Regions from separate parts of the Homo sapiens genome. Here region 1 is linked to region 2. The links are chromatin contacts, found by Hi-C or POLR2A ChIA-PET in ENCODE. All regions are on one chromosome and are shown on one strand. Each heading gives the region's core, a stretch centred on a gene start or an enhancer-like site at or near the end of the contact. The rest is flanking DNA. Distances are from core to core; before and after follow the strand shown. Region 1 overlaps WWTR1 (WW domain containing transcription regulator 1). Region 2 overlaps WWTR1 (WW domain containing transcription regulator 1).

Evidence for each region. Hi-C counts contacts between places; a loop is a spot of excess contacts on that map. ChIA-PET counts read pairs that join two places held with the same protein, here RNA polymerase II (POLR2A). Pooled maps may share reads with other maps.
Region 1: a map of colonic mucosa shows a loop between it and region 2 (1.8-fold over the local background). The contact joins two enhancer-like sites. A Hi-C loop is called at or near these places in 3 of 168 maps with a recorded cell type or tissue (Calu3, colonic mucosa and sigmoid colon), 1 of 37 single-sample maps with no recorded cell type and 3 of 50 pooled maps. POLR2A ChIA-PET finds 5 or more read pairs at or near these places in 4 of 52 experiments (BJ, Panc1 and WTC11).

The regions. Positions count from the first base shown.
Region 1 is chr3:149,634,756-149,640,774 of GRCh38, reverse strand. The region is part of intron 2 of WWTR1 (WW domain containing transcription regulator 1); the gene reads left to right. Among named protein-coding and RNA genes, the nearest start is that of WWTR1-IT1, 14 kb to the left of the region's middle. Within about 2 kb of position 1,878, at least 8 of the 41 ENCODE cell types and tissues checked have a DNase peak (open chromatin) inside an H3K27ac peak, as active enhancers do; they include sigmoid colon, where a contact is called at or near this core.
Region 2 is chr3:149,549,798-149,555,398 of GRCh38, reverse strand. All of the region lies in intron 3 of WWTR1 (WW domain containing transcription regulator 1), which reads left to right. Among named protein-coding and RNA genes, the nearest start is that of TM4SF4, 78 kb to the right of the region's middle. Within about 2 kb of position 1,523, at least 19 of the 41 ENCODE cell types and tissues checked have a DNase peak (open chromatin) inside an H3K27ac peak, as active enhancers do; they include sigmoid colon, where a contact is called at or near this core.

The DNA.
Region 1 (6,019 bases), core at 629-3,128, 85 kb before region 2:
TCTGCCAGTTTCTAAGAGTAGCATGATATCTCTGATCCAAACTGTATTGATTCTGGTCGGGCTCGGTGGCTCATGCCTGTAATACCAGCACTTTGGGAGGCCGAGGTGGGTGGATTACTTGAGGCCAGGAGTTTGAGACCAGCCTGGCCAACATGGTGAAACCCTGTCTCTACTAAAAATACAAAAATTAGCTGGGTGTGGTGGCACATGCTTGTTATCCCAGCTACTCAGGAGGCTGAGGCAGGAGATTCACTAGAACCAGGGAGGCAGAGGTTGCAGTGAGCCAAGATTGGGGCACTGCATTTCAGCTTTGGGGGCAGAGCGAAACTCTGTTTCAAAAAAACAAAAACAAAACCAATCTATATTGGTTCTAACCTTTATCTATAGACAAAAGCATTGGTTTATGAAAACCATCAGAGATGCAAGCCATAGAAACTTTCAAAAAGTTCTTTAAGATGCAACTGTCTGGATCTGATAAATAGTTTCAATTGTTTTGCTCTTGATCTGGATGGGTTTTGAGCAGAGGAGATTGGGTGAAATTAAAGGTTTCTTAAAATTGTTGACACTGGTAGAGAGGCATTTATCTGAATACAGTGGGGAAGACCAGAGATGTTGCTTAAAGAGATTTTGTAAGAAAAGTAGGCACAATTCTTGTGAAAAGTGGGCTACGTGAATAAGGGCAATCCAAGAAATCATGTTAGTGCCCCTGTGTAGTTGTATGACTTCTGTACTTTTTCTTTCTTTCTTTCTTTCTTTCTTTCTTTTTTTTTTTTTTTTTTTTGAGACGGAGTCTCGCTGTGTAGCCCAGGCTGGAGTGCAGTGGCACAATCTCGGCTCACTGCAAGCTCCACCTCCCAGGTTCACAACGTTCTCTTGCCTCAGCCTCCCAAGTAGCTGGGACTACAAGTGCCCACCACCACGCCTGGGTATTTTTTTGTATTTTTTAGTAGAGATGGGATTTCACCGTGTTAGCCAGGATGGTCTCGATCTCCTGACCTCGTGATCCACCCACCTCGGCCTCCCAAAGTGCTGGGATTACAGGCGTGAGCCACTGCACCCAGCCAACTTCTGTACTTTTTCAAAGGTGAACTTTTGGGGAGGTGATTTCTTGAGAAGTGGGGAAGATAATGGGATAAGTTGTAAAAGTGCCCAGAAATATGAGTTTATAAGAGACCTTGAGAGCTACATACTAATGTAGCTGTCCATTAGTATGAAAGAAGACCAGACATGTTGTCCAAGCTGTCTATAGGAAAATAGAAGAGGTAACTTTAGGTTGTCGTGGCTCACACTTATAATCCCAGAACTTTGGGAGGCTGAGGCAGGAGAATGGCTTGAGGCCAGGAGTTTGAGACCGGCCTGAGCAACAGAGCAAGACCCCATCTCTATAAAAAAGTTTTAAAAATTAACAGAATGTGGTGGTGCACACTGCTATAGTCCCAGCTACTTGGGAGGCTGAGGCAAGGGGGATCACTTCAGCCTATGAATTCAGGGTTGCAGTGAACTATGATTGCACCACCGTACTCTGGCCTGGGCAACAGAAAGAGACCCTGTATATATATATTTTTTTCCAAGATAATTTTAGTCTTAGTCTACTCTGAATAACAAAGAAGAATGATTTATTCATTTAGAGGCATTTTAAGAGCAGTCTTTGTAGACCATTGCTAGATCTTTTTGGAATGGGCTGCCTTGAAAGCAGAGAGAATGTAACCATGTGTCTTTAAGTGGCATTGTTTAGTGGTTCTTCACGGCAGCCCAAAGAGAAAGTATCTGGCATCAGATTTGCTGGATGTGCAGAGATGCCAGTATCTCTCGTTTGAGCTAGCCTCTGCGGTGTTTTTGCTCTCAAACCTGGTGGTAGAGTGACGGCTTTGATTTGCTTCCTGCCTGAAGCCTGCTTTGGATGAATTTAAAAACCTGTTTGTTTCCCCATCGGCCGGCTGAGCCTTACCCATAATTCCTGAACTTTGATTATGGGGGTTATTACAGGACAAGAGCTTCTTTGTAAAAGAGCATGTTTAATACTCTGGGGTCTAGCGTGACTAGCGGATATAAATTGTATGGAAGCAATTAAATGCGAAGGAAATGTCATGTGGGCTGAATTTAAACATAACTTGCGGCATTGATTTTTTTTTTTTAACTTACACTAAGAAGGATGGAGAGAGAAAAAAGAAAGAGAATGGAAACAGGCCAAGCGAGTCAGAGAAGCACACGCAGAGACAAGAGAAAAGGAGTCATTTTTAACATTTGGTTAAAAGTCCAAAGCCCAGAGCTAGCATTATGTGAATTATACTAGTATTATGCCATTGCCCTTTAAATGAACTCTTTAAAAACACAAATGTCAGGGAAGTATACTGTACTTGGGGCTTGTATCTCTTTCCAGTTGCTCCTCTTTATCTTAAGGCATATATGTACATACAGCAGTGATTTTTTTTGGAATATGTTAATAAACAGGCCTGAAGGAAGCTCCGTAAACGATTAAAGTGCTTCTTTCCCTAGTTTTCTCTCCTTTTATGCTCACGGCCACTGCATGCCTCTTTTCTTTTCTTTTCTTTCTTTTTTTGACAAAGTTTCGCTCTTGTTGCCCAGGCTGGAGTGCAATGGTGCAATCTTGGCTTCCTGCAACCTCTGCCTCCTGGGTTCAAGTCATTCTCCTGCCTCAGCCTCCCAAGTAGCTGTGATTACAGGCATACAGCACCACGCCTGGCTAATTTTTTTGTATTTAGTAGAGACGGGGTTTCACCATATTGGTCAGGCTGGTCTTGAACTCCTGACCTCAGGTGATCCACCACCTCAGCCTCCCAAAGTGCTGGGATTACAGGCGTGAGCCACCGTGCCTGGTTGCCACTGCATATGTCATACAGAGTAGCTCATCTTTGCACTTTTGATTAGGAGTAGTGTGTCATTTCTCACTTGCCTAGAATGTCCTACATCCCTATGCTTGGTCTATTAAGACTTAGCCAGCCCCATCTCCTGTCTAATGCCTTATTACACCAACCAACTAGAAGGGATCTCCTCCTACTCCAGATCCCCATAGTAATTTGATCTATTGGGGTAATTTGCCACTTAATCTTTTCTACTGTCCATCAGAGTGTCGTGTAAGGTTTGTTTGTAAATGAATGGGTTTATTTCATTTCTCCAACTTGCCAATTCTTAGAATATGGAACTGGTGTTGTATTGTCCTTCATGCCTAGCACATATTGGTACTAGGGAATATTTATTGAGATTAATGTTAATACTGAATATGGGCCGGGCACGGTGGCTCATGCTGATAATCCCAGCACTTTGGGAGGCCGAGGTGGGTGGATTACCTGAGGTTAGGAGTTCAAGACCAGCCTGGCCAACATGGTGAAACCCCGTCTCTACTAAAAATACAAAAAAAAAATTAGCTGGGCATGGTGGCACACCCCTGTAATCCCAGCTACTGGGGAGGCTGAGGCAGGAGAATTGCTTCAGCCTGGGAGGTAGAGGTTGCAGTGAGTCGAGATCATGCCACTGCACTCCAGCCTGGCCAACAGAGCGAGACTCTGTCTCAAAAAAAAAAAAACATACTCAATATGCTGTTAAAATAATCAAAATGTGACTGGGTGGTCACAGGCAGAAATTGATGCTTTTAGATTAGATGTAATAATATAGCAAGTTTGATGTGAAATTGAGTTTAGAAATAATAGACAACCTTTGATTATTTGCTGTGATAGAGAGTACTTGTCCTTTATTTTTATTCTATATGCTATGAACTCATAGTGACAAGAACCAAATCTTACCTGCCTTGCATAATACTTCTCTCTTTTTTTTTTTTTTTTTTTTTTTTCACTTGAGACAGTCTTGCTCTGTCGCCCAGGCTGGAGTGCAGTGGCATGATCCCAGCTCACTGCAACCTCTGCCCCCTGGGTTCAAGTGATTCTGCCTCAGCCTCCCGAGTAGCTGGGGTTACAGGCACCTGCCACCACACCCAGCTAATTTTTTGTGCATAATACTTCTCTAATGCCTGGCCCAAAGCATGGCATGCATAGTAGGGATTCATTTAACTTTTGCTGAAAGAAATATAAATGATTTTTTTCTTTTAAATTTCTACATTATTTAGATTTTCTGGTGACTCTTTCCTATGCAATAAGCCAATACATATTTATGGAGCACATACTGTGTGCCACATACTGGTACTGTGCTTAGCATAAAGGATACATATAATGTATATTTTACTTTAGAATATATTCTATTCTTTGTATTTAATTCTTAGCCCGACTATAAATTCTAAAAAATCAGTTTTTCAAGCAAAAACAATGAAGATCCAAGAAAGGAAAATTTCCTGGTATTAATTCAATATATTCATCTATTCCCAGATTATTTCCACATTCCACTTGATGGTGGAAATTTACTACCCCCTCCTTGCCTTTCAAATGATCCTAAGATCGTAACCTTTCCCAATGGAGCTGAAGAGGTAGAGTAGGCTGTTTGGGTTTCAAAGGACTTTTCAGGACACAAAGTAAATAGGGGAATTGGAGATATCAACAAAACTAATTAAGTGGATTGACTGTGTCAGTAGTGAGTACAGAGATGTCAGAAAAGCTAGTTGTAGCAAGTATTTAAACACAGCCTCAAGTTCATTTTCAGTGGTGTTGCCATCATCCACAAACTTCAAAGAAAGTTTAGCCAGATTAATCCAGGAAAATTCATTCTCCTGGGAACATCACATTCTAAATTACTTATTCATTGTTAATATCTTCATTTAAAATTTTGACTTGAACTTTTTTATTCTTTACTTGTCCTTTAAGATCACACAGACCCAAGATTTGATAAGGTTATCATCTTTTCAGATCTCAGAAAAGTGGGAAAATGAATTCCCTTTTGACCAGAATAAAGGGAAGAAGAATTTAAAATTATAAACCAGGTTTACTTTACTCATAGATGGTCATATATTCAACATTGCCTTTTTTTTATTTTAAAAAACTGCCCAAGTCATAAATAAATGCATTCTTGCTTTAAGAAATTCAGCTAAAGCAATAGACTTTCTTGACCCTCTATCCCCAATCCTGCTCATCTCCCCAGAAGGAGAGCCCATTTCTCAGTTCAGGGACTGTCCTTCAGACTTATGCATGTAGAAACCAATGATTCAAGTTTTTCTTCTTCTCCTTCTTCCTTCTTCCTCCTTTCTCCTTCCTCCTCCTCCCTCTTCCGCTTCCTCTTCTCCTCCTACTCTTCCTCTTCGTCCTCCTTCCTCTTCTTCTTCTCCTTCTCTTTCTCCTTCTCCTTCTCCTTCTCCTCCTTCTTCTTCTTCTTCTCCTTCTATATATTGTACCTTAACTTCGTTTTTACCCACCACTTTAAAGTATTTTGTTCTATGACAGCAGCTAGAGATCTTAATACGTTACTCCATTTCATGGCTATACACAGTTTATTTACCCGTTTTCCTAGTAATGGGACTGTAATGTTACTTAAACCTCATCTCAAAGACCTAATATAAATTAAATTCTAGCTTCATTTGAATCTTTCATCACTTTGAAGGGAGATTTTTAGTAATTATCAAAAGATATGAGATCAAACAAGTCCAATTACTAAAAATACAATGCATTTGTATGATAATTTAAACTTCTTTTAAATATGGAGACCCAGAGCACTGTATCCCCAGCACTCCTGTGAGCTAGCCAGGAGAAGAGGAACATTGTCACAACCACATGAAGAAGAGGGTAGAGCAGGGCCCCCTTCTGCTGATTTCTGATTATACAGGGCTCTTTGGTCAAGATCACAGAATGTGTTTCTCCCTCCCATGCAAGAAAGGCAGGGATTCCTCCTCTCCTCTTTAGTCTTCCATCCCTGCTCAGAGCTTTTTGGCTAGCATTGTCAATTCAAGGTTTGGCCTCAGAGTCTTTGATTTAAGTTGTGAGGGGACAGACATGGTGAGGATATACCGTGGCCGGGTCTGGAGGGTGAGCTACTGAGAATCAGGGCAGGGAAGAGGCTCAGTGGTTGCTGGTGCTGAGGTAGTGTCTGGAAAGCACATCCGTGTGAAAGGGCGAATGCCAGC
Region 2 (5,601 bases), core at 274-2,773:
TTTGCATTAGTGTGATTCCTTACGAAGCTGATAATTTGCCATATTTTATTACTAATTGCATGTTCTCTTTTATGAATCGTTCAAGTCTTTTGACTACCTCTTGGAATCTTAGTATCTGTTACATGATCTCCATAATAAAGATGTTTACTAAAAGGGCATGCTATTAAAAAACACATGCACACATTAAAAACTAGCAACTCACGCTGGCAACTTTTCTTCCATTCCGTGTGGAACACAGCTGTAGATTCGTTTTCTCTTAGCTTGGGCAACTGCCATACTTCGCACCTGGAGTAGTTTTAAAATGATTCAGGAAAGCTAACCAATAAAAAGCTACAATAAACTCTCTACTGACTAAAGAAAAATAAATGCATGAATCAGAGTTTCCATTTCCTGCTGGATAAAAGTATACCTATTGTCTGAAGATAACAAAACAGTTGTAGTTGTACTGCTATTGCCCAACCATGGAATTATATTCAAAATCACAAGGACAACTTTGTGAAGCAGCAAAGTGAATAACTAAATTTCCTCTTTTTCACAGGCTAGATAATTGTTTTTCTAAATTCACTAACTCCATAGAGGTGCTTCCTGCCACGGGCCACTTGTGATAAATCTTGAGATATCCCTGCAATCAAATGGAGTCAGAGTAGCACATTCTGATGCTGCTTTAGGTGGAAGAAAGAGTTCTTTCTTTACAGGAAAAAGGATCCAGAAGAAATCAGCCTGCCAGAAAGATGTGATTTTTTTTTTTCCCTAGACTTCCCTGGATATATTATAATGATGAGAACTAATGTCTGAATCCTTTAAATGCCAATAAAATATACATTTGGGGTAATGCAGTTATTATGAAAATATAAAAGCCAGTGTTACAGGCATTTCTATTTTACACCTGAAAAAGGAGAGTTGCCTAGATACTTGCACACTGGTGTGTGGACTACATTATTGTTTGGATGGGCAGGCAGGATAGCAAGTAGGAAAATCATTTCCTGGTGCTAAAAATTCAGGGTTTCCTGTGAAGTAAACGAAGCTTGGGTTACAAGTCTAAAACTAGACAGGCTTGGGGCATCTGGAGGACCGGAGGCCCATCTGGCAAGCTTTGGGGCACCTGGAAGTGGTTTTAAGGCTTGAAACAGTGAAGCTGGGAAAGTGTGGCTGAATCAACATATATTCCAGAGCTCTGTGCCTTATCAACTGAGCCGGCTGAGAAATTTCCTTGCAGTTATTCTCACCCAGAATTGGAATAAAGGGCTCAGTGTGAAGTTGGGATAGTACAACTTCTCGGTTTAATACTTTACAGATTTTTGGAACCAAATGCACCCTGAAGTGAAAAGCTGCTTTTTTTTTGCTGACCTTGTTGGATGGCTAATACTGTTTCTGGGAAATAAGAGAAACAAGCGGCTCATTGTTGGCAGGAGCTGAGAGAGACACAAGGAGGGCGAGAGACGCGTCTGCAGCCCTTTTTTTCCCTTCATTGTATCGTGACTGAGTCAAGGCTGGATTGTGGCTGGGTTTTTCTTCCTACCTCTGTAGACATATGTTTTCCATCAGACAGGGCTGCGTGACACCTGACGTTGGCCAGTTCACATGAGTTAAGCCATGGACGGCGCATAAACAGAGGAAAAGACCCGCAGCTGCACCCAGACACTCTTGATGCTGAAATATTTTTCAAAGCTTGATGTGGCTGGGTCTGCACATAAGTCAGAAACGATTTACACCTGTATGTTTTGGCTTGCTTCTTTCAGTTGCATATCATTATTCCCACAAAGCCTCTATGGCCAGAAGGTCTACCATTGGCTGATGGCAGCACCTCTCCTTCCCATATATAAGCCTTTCTAAATTATGAAATGTGAGTTTTCAAAGTTTATTTGATTTTTGTCTTTTTTTTTTGGAGGATTGAAGAACAAAATGCTCTACCATTTCTATAAAGTGAGGTCACACAAATGGTGTCATCAAAACATGCGATTCACGTTGATCCCATCATTTTAAAGTAAATAAGTTAATTAAAATAGTCTGTTAGACTTTTTCATGAAATAGGGAAAAGGAAACACTACTTGGCCTCATCACCAAATTTAACTTATCACGTATATTTTGATGACTACGAAAAAGGATTGGGCAGTGATTGGTGATCCGTTGGTGATCATTGGGCAGTAATTGGTGATCCATGCAGCTGATGCCAGCTGTAGTATTCTAGCAGGCGTTCCGGGTTTCCTAGGTTTGTCGCAGCCTGTTCCTGAGATCTGGGCTGAGGCATTTAATCTTCCAATATTCTTCATCTCTAAAATAACTGAATTAGTCTAAATCATTGGTTTTAAAGTCTGTCCCAAAGTCCCATGCTAGAATCTCAGGGGGATGTGAGCAGAAGCTAACCTTAGTGTTCAGTTTCCAAAAGCTGGGCCCTGTTCAATGTGTTTTAAACATTTGTTTAAAGTTTCAGCATGACACTTGAGAAATGCCTGAAGGGAAAGCAGAGTGAAAGCAAGACCAAGATGATTTAGAGAAGACAGTCAAAGGTGCTGACTTTAAGTGCTAATTTCCTCAGCTGATGAAAGAACCCTGGGACATAAGGATAGCCTCTGCTTCAAGCCGTACACTTGGCTCTGGAGAAGGATTCTACTACTAAAGAAAAGTTTGAGAACCATTGCTCTAAATGGACTAAGACCCTTCTATCCTGAATTTCTATGGTGATAGCACAAACTCGGGTAAATACATGGCCCTCACCTATAATGAGTGCTGTGGGGAAAGTGATGAGTTTGTAAATCATGTGTGAAACTCAGAATGAAATGGGGCTAAGCAGGCAACTATGCTCTGGAAGTAAGAGGAAGCAGCAACTAGAATGTGGTACCCTTTGGATATTCCCCTATGAAACTCTAGAGGTAAGGGTTAAAATGCATCCTCTAGAGAAGATGAGTTATGGGTGAGGCGTTGCCAGTTTTTTTCTCAGTTCTCATCTTGATTATGTTTCTATTTGAAATTTAAAAAGCCTATGATGATCATCTTGCTATAAATGGAACTGATATTTTGTTACCAATTTCTAACCTCCCTTAACCTTACTTTGGGGAGAATGTATTTAGTGCCTACTCTGTGCCTTAATCAGATTTGAAATGCACTAAAATTATTTTTGTTCCATTTTTGTAAGAAAGGAAGATCCATATCATTGTGATTGGTCCTGAGGGGTAGGGGGAGACTTTGCTCTTTCCCAGGTCTTGTTTATAAAGAGCACAAGTCCAGGAACATGAGAGTTAGTTCAAATCACAGGAAGAGAATAGTTCAATGTTTCTTAAAAGAGCTTTACTTCAGATGTATGGCTCAACCAGGAGTCCAACAGGAAAGGTTTTCCTGACTTTTGCATTTAACCAAGTGCATGTTTATGGGTGATATAATGCAGTCATAAAATAAATGTCATAAATAGTGCTTGATTTCCTTCAAAAATTACAGACAAAATGAGTATGTAATATTCCCATTCCAATTATCACATAATATGGATACAAAAGGACAACCACCAATTTTTAATCCAAGGAGGACACACTGACAGCTAATCTGGATAGCCTGACAGTTCTGAATAATGAAAGGTCATTTTGTACTGGCTCCTGGTTCTCTTTTTAAGGGAAGGCATTAGGGTGGAAATAGGAAATTTGAGTTCTGCTGCCCTGAGTTAGCCCTAGGTCTATGGATGGCCATAGGCCTGGAGTGAAAAACCATCCCATTTGCCTGGGACTTTCCCAGATTTAGCACTGTGACCTGTGTTCTGGGAAACCCCTCAGTCCCAGGCAAACCAGGATAATTGGTCACCCTCTGTGACAGAGAAGAAGAGAATGAGGTGATTGTAAAGCTTTGCATTCTAACTTTTGGAAGCTTTTATGCTCCCCTCTCATGTTGGGTTTAGGTTCCTGGAAAGTGTTTCTGATGAAGTTTATATGAACTTACTGGCCCAAATATCAAACTGAATTAAACACTTGTTCCAAGGAGGAAGTTTCCCAGATGCCATATCAAGTGTATTACCCAGTGTATGCCTTTGAATGTTGCATATTTACCTATTTTGAAGAGACTGCATTCAAGTTTTAAAAACAATGTCAGCCTCTACCTGTTCTACTCTTTTTTTTTTGGAGACGAAGTTTCACTCTTGCTGCCCAGGCTGGAGAGCAATGGCGTGGTCTTGGCTCACCGCAACCTCCTGCCTCCTGGGTTCAAACGATTCTCCTGCCGCAGACTCCCGAGTAGCTGGGATTAAAGGCATGCACCACTATGCCCAGCTAATTTTGTATTTTTAATAGAGATGGGGTTTCTCCATGTTGGTCAGGCTGGTCTCAAACTCCCGACCTCAGGTGATTTGCCCGCCTCAGCCTCCCAAAGTGCTGGGATTACTGCCTGAGCCACCGTGCCGGCTTTACCTGTTCTACTCTTAAAGGATGATGTTAGAAGTGTTATTTGGAATAGTTGATGTGGTTTTATTATAGAAGCAAGCTTTTTAAAGAAAAAAAAAAACTAAAAGATAGATAATTTGGAATATATGTAACTGAAGTTAATTTAGCAAGGCTTTGCTAACTACCTGTGAAAACTGATACGGAAGTTAAGCCATCTTTGAAATTTTCTTTTTAAATCATCACGTGCTTATGGAAAATGTCAGCAGATATTCAAGCAGTCTTTTATAACCCTTGCTTTTCCTGTATTTTGTTTTGCTTTGTTTTTCTATTACTCTGTATCTTGAACAGCAGTCCCTCATTCTAGGCACATGAAACTGCTTTGTTCAACATTCCCTGTCCGCTTTTTTCCCTTCTCTGGCTCCGTGTCCTAAACAGCTTCTTTAATTAATTTTAAAGAGCTAAGCACACAGTAGGGACTTAATATAATATTCATTCATATTTAATTTATAATTCAGTACTCTGCCAAGACATCCACTGAGTTACAGTGGACCAGCATTTCCTAGTATTCCTATCCAGAAGAATATCAGCCTTGCAAGTTTGAGAAACGAGTTGTTGAATTCATATATCTCTTTCAGAAAGTCTTGGTACCCCCTATTACTCTAAAGACTGACAAATCTTCCAATAAAATAAATTATTTTAACTTTCTTTAGCCCAACATTTCCCAGTCTTATTAGACCAGGGAACACTTCTAGAAGCAATTTAAAAAGTTTTAGCTTAATATCTATTTATTCCCCTGGGACACATTATAGACCAGATTTTCTCTTAAAGATTGTGTCCATTTGTACATACCCCAACCATTGACTATTAAATTAATATTGACTATTAAAAAGAGAGTAGCCAGCAAAGTTCCTGGTATTCACTGGGCACGTTAAAATTTGCTGTTTTTCAAACCAGTTTTAGTTTTATATTAAAATTGAGAAGAGAGTTCCTATACACTCACTCACCCAGTTTCCCCTGTTGTTAGTGTATTACATTAATATGCTACATTTGTTATAATTAGTGAGCCAGTTATTATTAAATCCATACTTTATTCAGATTTCTTTAGTTTTTATCTAATATCTTTTTCTGTTCCAGAGTCCCATACAGAATACCAAATTACCTTTTTGTTTTGTTTTGTTTTGTTTTTTGTTTTTTGTTTTTTTGAGACAAGGTTTCACTCTGTTGCCCAGGCTGGAGTGCAATA